2 separate regions of the Homo sapiens genome follow, and region 1 is linked to region 2. Evidence: read pairs that join two places in POLR2A ChIA-PET (ENCODE). Cell type or tissue: Panc1. All regions are shown on one strand. Each heading gives the region's core, and the rest is flanking DNA. Links, peaks and the distances in the headings are about the cores only.

Region 1 (5,100 bases), core at 511-4,510, 480 kb before region 2:
AAAGAAAATAACTTGTAAAATATATTTGGTTGAATAACATTTACATTAAGCCTTTAAAATTATGTATCAGAATCTCTGGCTATTAAGCAGTCTAATGGTGCCTACTAAGTCAGAGAGTTGTAATTCTTCTCTCCTGTGCTCTGTTCTGATAATGAAGTAAAGGGATCAGTAGCATCTACTGTGCTAAAGAATAAATGGAATTTACAACTGTAGGTAATATTTAAGCACTTTAAGACAAATATGAATACATCATAAATTTCTAACTAGGAAAATATTTTCAATGAGATCTCAAGAAATGTTAACTTTTTTCAGAATAAAGCACTGAAAACTGACTCACCAACATATCACACTGGGTTTCTTCATCTTCTTCTCTTCTTATCTTTCCTCTTTTTCTTCTTACTACAGGACATTATTTATACAGATGAGTTTAGGTATATTGATTTGTGTGATAAATAAATATCGTAAGATTGAAACTTGGAAGTCTTTTAAGCTGTTTCACTTATAAATTATTGATTTAGGAAGACTTACATTGCTATGCCCTCTTAAATACAGTACTGAGAAGTTGCTTCAGGCTTTGTACATATTATGCTAAAGTTCAAAGCAGATTGTAGAGCCGCACTGCCAGATTTTAAATCCTGATTCTGTCACTTCTTAGCTCTGTGATTTTTGTAAAAAGTACTGAATCTCTCTGGGAGTCAGTTTCCCCACTTAATAAATTAGGATAATAACTTAACTCTTAAGGCTATTGTGAGGATTAAGAGGTAATATGTATCTTCACGCATTGCTGGTGGAAATGTAAAGTGGTGCAGCATCTACAGGAAACAGTTTGGGGTTCCTCAAAAAGTTAAAGAGTTACCATATGACCCAGCAATTTTACTCCTAAGTATGTATACCCAAGGGAAATGAAAACATACACCCACAAAAATACTTACATAAGAATATTCACACTAGCATTAGTCACAATAGTCAAAAAGGGGAAACAACCTAAATGTTCATCAACTGATGAATGGATGAACAAAATGTTACATCCATACAATGGAATACTACACAGCCATAAAAAGGAACAAGCGCTACAACAATGATGGACCTCAAGAATGTTATAAGTGAAAGAAGCCAGATACAAAAGGTCACATGTTGCATGATTTCTTAGGAAATATTCAGAATAGGCAATTTCACATAGATAGGAGACTAGTGGTTGCCAAGGACTAGGAGAGAAGGAGGATGGGTTGTGATTGCTTTAATGGGTAGGAAGAGATTTCCTTCTGAGATGATGAAAATGCTGAGCAACTAGACAGTGGTGAACCTCTTGAATATGTACTAAAAACCACTGACTGTACAAAAGGGTGAATTTTATAATTATGAATTACATCGCTATAAAAAAATAAAAACCCAAGAGCGATTTGAAAAAAGTTAATGTGCAAAGTGCCTACAACAATTTCCTGGCGCATTGAAAGTGCTATATAAGCATTAATTATGATTATTACGATAATCTTAAGACACTCTTGTCTCCATTTTCATCATAAAGTTTTCAGAAGATAACTCACCACTCCTCACAGGAAATTCACAGAGTAAAAATCTCACATTCATTCAGGATATACCTGCCATTTATTCTGGCATCTTCATGAGGCCAGACTCCTCGAGAGGGTTCTCAAGGGCAGTGGCTTCAGCTCACTCCTTGACACTTTCTTTCCATCTCGCCTAACAATATCAAAACCTCTGTTTATCACGGAGACCAGAAGGAAATGCTCAATATTTGTATGTACAGTCAACCTCAGGCAAATCTGCCAGTTAAAAAAGAAGCGGGGATATGAATGCACAGGTATTTTTCTCCTAAAGAGCTAATAAATTACCACTACGACCTCCTCCTCACATTTGGCTCAATTTATTTACTGCATATACGTTCTCTAATTTAATCCTCACAGTCTTCTAAAGGTATAAAAAATGGTCTGAAAGTATAAATGTGTAAACGGAGGTTTAAAGATACTTGATCTCTTAATGAGTAAATGGAAGTTCAGACATATTAACCAATTTGCCACAAATTACAAAATTAGTAAATGACGGAGTGCAGGTTCCAGCCCATATCCCTATCAAAGCCTATATACACCTCAACCACTGTGTGATTCATCCTGGTTTCACTCTACATACTAGCTTAGAAAAAAATAATCAATAATTTTTCCAGGAAGAGACAATGGAGAAAAGAATAATCCCTAGTAAAGGAAGTTATTATCATGAACTACAAGATCAGACAAACGCAGACCCACCAGGCAGAGGCCGGGAGAGATGCCTCAGCGGACCCAAACTCATGGGTACGGGGCTACGGGTCACCCGCCCATCTATCCTGTTTCCAGTGTCGTCCACGCGGGAGGCTGCCCCTCTCTGCACAGGCGCCACGAACCGCGGCCCGGCCTCTGTCCAGCCCAGACAGGGTCAGGGCGAAACCTGGGAGGCCACGAAGCCGGCTCTCCGCACCACGGCTTCCACCGGATTCGCGGGCGTGGAGTGAATCCGAAAAGAACTGAGGAGGCTCCCGCTGGAGCTGCAGGACCCAGCTCTTCGCCTTGGTTCCCTTGAGCACAAGCTTGGTAGACTTCACAAAAGAGTACTCGGCCATGGCTCCGGGAGACTTCTACGTGGAGAGGCTGAAGCCAGCTCAGGACGAGTATGTGACCTGGAGCGGCACCAGGGCGGGGAGGAAAAGAAGTGGAGGCGAAGTAAACACTCCCTGACAGCGTCCGTCTATCCAAAACCCGCCTTCGTCTTCACCCAAACGCTGAGTGGCTGAGATTTCCACTTCCGGGTTTCTGCCAAGGAGCTACAGCGGCCGCAGAGGGCCGAAAGGTGTCCGCACGCATCTGCTCCCTGGCTCCCTCTCAAGGAGCCCCTGAGGATTTGTGCATCCCAGAGGTGGGGAAAGCCCGCCTGAGGCACTGGTGCTGACGGTGGCGGGACTGCTGGGCTCGCTGTGGAACCGCCTCCCGCTAGAGCTGCGGGCTGGCGACGGTCCCCGCGGAGGCGGGAAGCGGCTCAGGTTGCCCTCGCCGGCCTGTGGCGGCGAGTCTGGAAGCGCGGGTCACTCGGGGCTGTGCCTCACGCGACTGTGTGTGCAGGAAACAAGCAGGAAATACCCTAAAATAGAATGAAGCTCCATGTTTAGGGCCGCGGATGTCGCGAGTGCTGTGGGAATGTGGGCTAAGGTGGAGAGTTATGGTGGCGCGTGTTACAGGCTCAGGGGTCAGGAAGAAGCCTAATCGTGGAGGCGGCATCTGAGGAGGGTCTTGAACGCTGGGCAGGCTTTTGCCCCATAGAGATGGAGGAAGCTAGTCCTGTCTGCTGGAGGAAACAGGGCAGAGGCAAGAAGGGAGACGTGCAGCGCTGGTGTGAGGAGCCACGAGCAGGCCAGGCCTGTAAAGCAGAGTGATGGGAACCAAGATAGAGAAGGCAAATCGGGGTCCTGTGGTCGCTGAATAATTTGAATGAAATCAGTAAACAGGTGACAGGGATCCATCGCAAGAGCATGGGATGAAACGAGGAGTAGTCCACGGTGATTCCTCCGCAGCGGTGGGTATTAATAATCGCGTATGTGACACCAAAACGGTGGGTATTATTGATAGCGTATGTGACACCAAAACCACCCCACTCAAGTTGTGGCTCTTTCCCTAAAGTAGAAAACAGAAACCAGTTGGGTTCCAAGCATCCATGAAGATCTTACTAAATTCCTGATCCCTGATGGCACCATGGAGTCAGGATTGACTCATCTCAAACCTGACTCAGAAACAAAACCATCTCAATGTGCAGAGATGAGCGTCCTTACCTGCTATCATATTTTCTGGTGTTTTCACAGTGCTGCGCTTCCTAATCCCCATTCCACCGCAATCCACATGCCATGATGCTCAGAGGCATTAACAAAGGAGACACACAGGGGCTCCTCACGTTGGCTTTCCATGGTTTTGATGAAAATCTCAGTTTCCTCATCTCATACAATGTGGTTAGTAATAGTATCATTTAGGGTTGAAGAATTAAATGGTACGAATTATATAGGGTGCTTATTATAACCTACATGGAAAATGCCTAGGATATGTTAGCTATGCTCATCACCAACATCGTTATATGGTGGTAATAATCAGATAGTTAGGAAGCGCGACGCGAAGAAAATGGATACATCCTGTTGGGAATGAACGTAGAGAGATCAGAAGGTCAAGAACAAAGCCATACAACATGTCTGCAGTAAAGGGATAGAGAAAAGAAAGGCTATAAAAGAAGGAATGAAACAAAGTTAGAGTAAAATTATAAAATCAAAGTTAAGGACAATTTCCAGAAAGGGTAATATCATTTAATATCATAGAAGTTTAGGAGCACAAGATGGAAAAATGGCCTGTGGGTAACCGACATTGAGGTAGTCTTTAGGGAAGCTCCATTTCCGATAGAGAAGTAGACAGAAAGTCAGCTTGAAGCAGGGACTAGGTGAAGAAGCTGTTGGCTGGTCTCATGGGGAAATAAATAAGGGATCACATATGCCATATTTCTGGGTTTCTTTCTTTCTTGCCCAGCCTCTATATATGCCTAGAGTTTGGTGAAAACTTACAAAAAATAAAAATGAAACCAATTTAGTTTGTAGACTCAAATACAATGCTTTGTGTTAGAATCAAGATAAATTAATGCCTCTTCCTTCTATTGTCACCATCAATTTTGAAATTAAACATCAGCTTTTCTTCTTCATTAAAATCATTTTCAACTCCTTCCAGGTGTTGGTGGTTTGGGGGAGTTACATAAGCAGTCAAGTCTTGATGAGTAGAGGCGGAGGGAACAAACACTTTCAGCAAAGGGAGAATTCTGAAATTCTGCTCATATTTTTCCCCAGTAACTTTCCTATGTTTGTGAGGATATTCAGTCATAAAGATCCTAGTGAAATTTTTTTCAAGCTTGCCTAATCGTAATCACTGTGGACGTTTGTTTAAAATGTGTATTCCCAGGCCTCTCACCTGCTGATTCTGATTCAGGAGATCACGGATGGGACTCAGAATACATGTGTTTGAGAAGTACCACAAGTGGTTCTTATGGTCAGGCAAATTTGGGAATGTAACCAGGAATTTATGTTTTTAT
Region 2 (5,100 bases), core at 778-4,777:
CTCCCCCACCCTGACTTACCCCTCTTTGCATTTAATATATAATTTTTTGCAGAGTGTTCTTACACATCTTTAACTGTAAATATGACAAAAGCACACCATATAGTACATGTGCCACACGTATAAATGTTGTATCTAGTCATACAATTTTCCTTTTAAAGAAGGAATATTTTATTTTCAAAAAGCAAAGACTCTAGGAATCTTTTCTAGCTGCCAGTCATAAAAACATAAATTCCTGGTTAGATTCCAAAATTTGCCTGACCATAAGAACCACTTGTGGTACTTGTCAAACACATGTATTCTGAGTCCCATCCGTGATCTTCTGAATCAGAATCAGCAGGTGAGAGGCCTGGGAATACACATTTTAAACAAACGTCCACAGTGATTACGATTAGTCAAGCTTGAAAAAAATGTCACTAGGATCTTTATGACTGAATAACCTCACAAACATAGGAAAGTTACTGGAGAAAAATATGAGCAGAATTTCAGAATTCTGCCCTTGCTGAAAGTGTTTGTTCCCTCCTCCTCTACTCATCAAGACCTGACTGTTTATGTAACTCCCCCAAACCATCAACACCTGGGAGGAGTTGAAAATGATTTTAATGAGGAAGAAAAGCTGATGTTTAATTTCAAAACTGACTGTGACAATAGAAGGGAGAGACATGAATTTATCTTGATTCTAACACAAAGCATTGTATTTGAGTCTACAAATGAAATTGGTTTCATTTTTATTTTTTGTAAGTTTTTGCCAAACTCTATGCATATATAGAGGCTGCGCAAGAAAGAAAGAAATCCAGAAATATGGCATAAGCCATCCCTTATTTATTTCCCCATGCGACCAGCCAACAGCTTCTTCACCTAGTCCCTGCTTCAAGCTGACTTTCTGTCTACTTCTCTATCGGAAATGGAGCTTCCCTAAAGACTGCCTCAATGTCAGTTACCCACCGGCCTTTTTTCCATCTTGTGCTCCTAAACTTCTATGATATTAAATGATATTACCCTTTCTAGAAATTCTCCTTAGCTTTGATTTTATACTTTTACTCTAACTCTGTTTCACTCCTTCTTTTATAGCCTTTCTTTTCTCTATCCCTTTACTGCAGACATGTTGTACGGCTTTGTTCTTGACCTTCTGATCTCTCCATATTCATTCCCTCAGAGCAAGTATCCATTTTCTTGGTGTCGGCCTTCCTGACTATCTGATTATTACCATCATATAACGATGTTGGTGATGAGCATAGCTAACATATCCTAGGCATTTTCCATGTAGGTTATAATAAGCACCCTATATAATTCTTACCATTTAATTCTTCCACCCTAAATGGTACTATTACTAACCACATTGTATGAGGTGAGGAAACTGAGATTTTCATCAAAACCGCGGAAAGCAAACGTGAGGAGCCCCTGTGTGTCTCCTTTGTTAATGCCTCTGGACATCATGGCATGTGGATTGCCCTGGAATGGGGATTAGGAAGTGCAGCACTGTGATAACACCAGTAAATATGTTATGATAGCGGGTAAGGCCGCTCATCTCTGCACATTGAGATGGTTTTGTTTCTGAGTCAGGTTTGAGATGAGCCAATCCTGACTCCATGGTACCACCAGGGATCACGAATTTAATAAGATCTTCGTGGATGCTTGGAACCCAACTGGTCTCTGTTTTCTACTTTAGGGAAAGAGCCACAGCTTGAGTGGAGTGGGGTGGTTTTGGTGTCACATACGCGATCAATAATACCCACCGTTTTGGTGTCACATACGCGATGAATAATACCCACCGCTGCAGAGGAATCACCGTGGACTACTCCTCGTTTCATCCCATGCTCTTGCGATGGATCCCTCTCACCTGTTTACTGATTTCATTCAAATTCTTCAGCGAAAACAGGACCCCGACTTGCCTTCTCTATCCTGGTTCCCATCACTCTGCTTTACAGGCCTGGCCTGCTTGCGGCTCCCTCCACGCCTCCGCCCTGTTTCCTCCATCAGACAGGACTAGCTTCCTCTATCTCTATCGGGCAAAAGCCTGCCCAGCGTTCAAGACCCTCCACAGATGCCGCCTCCACGATTAGCCTTCTTCCTGACCCCTGAGCTTGTAACACGCGCCACCATAACTCTCCACCTCAGCCCACATTCCCACAGCACTCGCGACGTCCGCGGCCCTCAACATGGTGCTTCATTCTATTTTAGGGTATTTCCTGCTTGTTGCCTACACACACAGTCGCACGAGGCACAGCCCCGAGTGACCCGCGCACGAGTGGCCCGCGCTTCCAGCCGCGCCGCCGCAGGCCAACGAAGGCAGCCTAAGCCGCTTCCCGCCCCCGCGGGGACCGTCGCCAGCCCGCAGCTCTAGCGGTAGGCCGTTTCACAGCGCGCCCGGCAGCCCCGCCACCGCCAGTACCGGCGCCTCGGGCGGACTTTACTCCCCTCGGGGAGGCACGAATCCTCAGGGGCTCCTCGAGAGGGAGCCAGGGAGCAGCTGCCTGCGGCACCTTTCGGCCCTCTGAGGCCGCCGTAGCTCCCCAGCAGAAACTCGGAAGTGGAAATCTCAGCCATTCAGCGTTTGGGTCAAGATGAAGGCGGGTTCTGGACAGACGTACCCAGTCAGGGAATGTTTACTTTGCCTCCACTTCTGTTCCTCCCCGCCCTGGTGCTGCTCCGGGTCACATACTCGTCCTGAGCCGGCTTCAGCCTCTCCGCGCAGAAGTCTCCCGGAGCCGACTTCTGAGAGTCGAGTACTCCTATGTGAAGACTACCAAGCTCGTGTTCAAGGGAACCAAGGCGAAGAGGTGGGTCCTGCAGCTCTGGCGGGAGCCTTCTCAGTTCTTTTCGGACGCACTCCACCCCCGCGAATCCGGTGGAAGTCGTGCCGCGGAGAGCTGGCTTTGTGGCATCCCAGGCTTCGCCCTGGCGCCTGTCCGGGCTGGATGGAGGCCAGATAGCGGTTCCTGGCGCCTGTGCAGAGAGGGGCAGCCTCCCGCGCGGACGACCCTGGAAACAGGATAGACGGGCGGGTGACCCGTGGCCCCGTACCCACGAGTTTGGGTCCCCTGAGGCATCTCTCCAGGCCTCTGCCTGGTGAGTCTGCGTTAGTCTGATCTTGTAGCTCATGATGATAACTTCCTTTATTAGGGATTATTCTTTTCTCCATTGTCTCTTCCTGGAAAAGTTATTGATTAATTTTTTCTAAGCTAATATGTAGAGTGAAATCAGGATGAATCACACAGTGGTTGAGGTGTATATGGGCTTTGATAGGGATATGGGTTGGAACCTGCACTCTGTCATTTACTAATTTTGTAATTTGTGGCAAATTGATTAATATGTCTGAACTTCCATTTACTCATTAAGAGATCAAATATCTTTGAACCTCCGTTTACACATTTATACTTTCAGACCATTTTTTATACCTTTAGAATACTGTGAGGATTAAATGAGAGAACATATATGCAGTAAATAAATTGAGCCAAATGTCAGGAGGAGGTCGTAGTGGTAATTTATTAGCTCTTTAGGAGAAAAATACCTGTGCACTCATATCCCCGCTTCTTTTTTAACTGGCAGATTTGCCCGAGGTTGACTGTACATACAAATATTGAGCATTTCCTCCTGGTCTCCGTGATAAACAGAGGTTTTGATATTTTTAGGCGAGATGGAAAGAAAGTATCAAGGAGTGAGCTGAAGCCACTGCCCTTGAGAACCCTCTCGAGGAGTCTGGGCTCATGAGGATGCCAGAATAAGTGGCAGGTATATCCTGAATGAATGTGAGATTTTTACTCTGTGAATTTCCTGTGAGGAGTGGTGAGTTATCTTCTGAAAACTTTATGATGATAATGCAGACAAGAGTGTCTTAAGATTATCGTAATAATCATAATTAATGCTTGTATAGCACTTTCAGTGTGCCAAGAAATATTTGTAGGCACTTTGCACATTAACTTTTTTCAAGTCGCTCTTGGTTTTTTATTTTTTTATTACGATGTCATTCATAATTATAAAATTCACCCTTTTGTACAGTGGTTTTTAGTATATATTCAAGAGGTTCACCACTGTCTAGTTTCTCAGTGTTTTCGTCATCTCAGAAGGAAATCTCTTCCTACCCATTAGAGCAGTCACATCCCATCCTCCCCCTCTCCTAGTCCTTGGCAACCACTAGTCTGCTATCTATGTGAAATTGCCTATTCTGAATATTTCCTAAGAAATCATGCAACATGTGGCCTTTTGTATCTGGCTTCTTTCACTTATAACATTCTTGAGGTCCATCATTGTTGTAGCACTTGTTCCTTTTTATGGCTGCGTAGTATTCCATTGTATGGATGTAACATTTTGTTCATCCATTCATCAGTTGATGAACATTTAGGTTGTTTCCCCTTTTTGACTATTGTGACTAATGCTAGTGTGAATATTCTTATGTAAGTATTTTTGTGGGAGTAAGTTTTCATTTCCCTTGGGTATACATACTTAGGAGTAAAATTGCTGGGTCATATGGTAACTCTTTAACTTTTTGAGGAACGCCAAACTGTTTCCTGTAGATGCTGCACCATTTTACATTTCCACCAGCAATGTGTGAAGATACATATTACCTCTTAATCCTCACAATAGCCTTAAGAGTTAAGTTATTATCCTAACTTTTTAAGTGGGGAAACTGACTCACAGAGAGATTCAGTACTTTTTCCAAAAATTGCAGAGCTAAGAAGTGACAGAATCAGGATTTAAAATCTGGAAGTGTGGCTCTACAATCTGCTTTGAACTTTAACATAATATGTACAAAGCCTGAAGCAAATTCTCAGCGCTGTATTTAAGAGAGCATAGCAATGTAAGTCTTCCTAAATCAATAATTTATAAATGAAACAGCTTAAAAGACTTCCAAGTTTCAATCTTATGATATTTATTTATCACACAAATCAATATACCTAAACTCATCTATATAAATTATGTCCTGTAGTAAGAAGAAAAAGAACAAAGATAAGAAAAGAAAAAGAGAAGAAGATGAAGAAACCCAGCTTGATATGTTGGTGAGTCAGTTTTCAATGCTTTATTCTGAAAAAAGTTAACATTTCTTGAGATCTCATTGAAAATATTTTCCTAGTTAGAAATTTATGATGTATTCATATTTGTCTT

What was found. ChIA-PET counts read pairs that join two places held together with the same protein. Peaks named below come from ENCODE experiments on the same cell type or tissue, not always from the same donor. Only the 100,000 strongest peaks of a DNase experiment are listed, where the experiment ranks them.
Region 1: POLR2A ChIA-PET joins it to region 2 with 11 read pairs; 1 of 35 experiments calls an interaction of 5 or more read pairs at or near these places.

Annotation. Positions count from the first base shown.
Region 1 is chr20:29,077,901-29,083,000 of GRCh38, reverse strand. It overlaps the pseudogene FRG1DP. Among named protein-coding and RNA genes, the nearest start is that of FAM242B, 470 kb to the left of the region's middle. In Panc1, for the core only: a CTCF peak has its summit at 2,876; a DNase peak (open chromatin) is centred at 2,810; H3K4me3 peaks cover 1,352 bases; H3K27ac peaks cover 446 bases.
Region 2 is chr20:28,600,286-28,605,385 of GRCh38, reverse strand. It overlaps the pseudogene FRG1CP. Among named protein-coding and RNA genes, the nearest start is that of FAM242B, 950 kb to the left of the region's middle. RefSeq lists a silencer at 2,208-2,267 and enhancers at 2,478-2,617, 2,818-2,877. In Panc1, for the core only: a CTCF peak has its summit at 2,442 (motif pointing right); a DNase peak (open chromatin) is centred at 2,535; H3K4me3 peaks cover 2,194 bases; H3K27ac peaks cover 2,432 bases.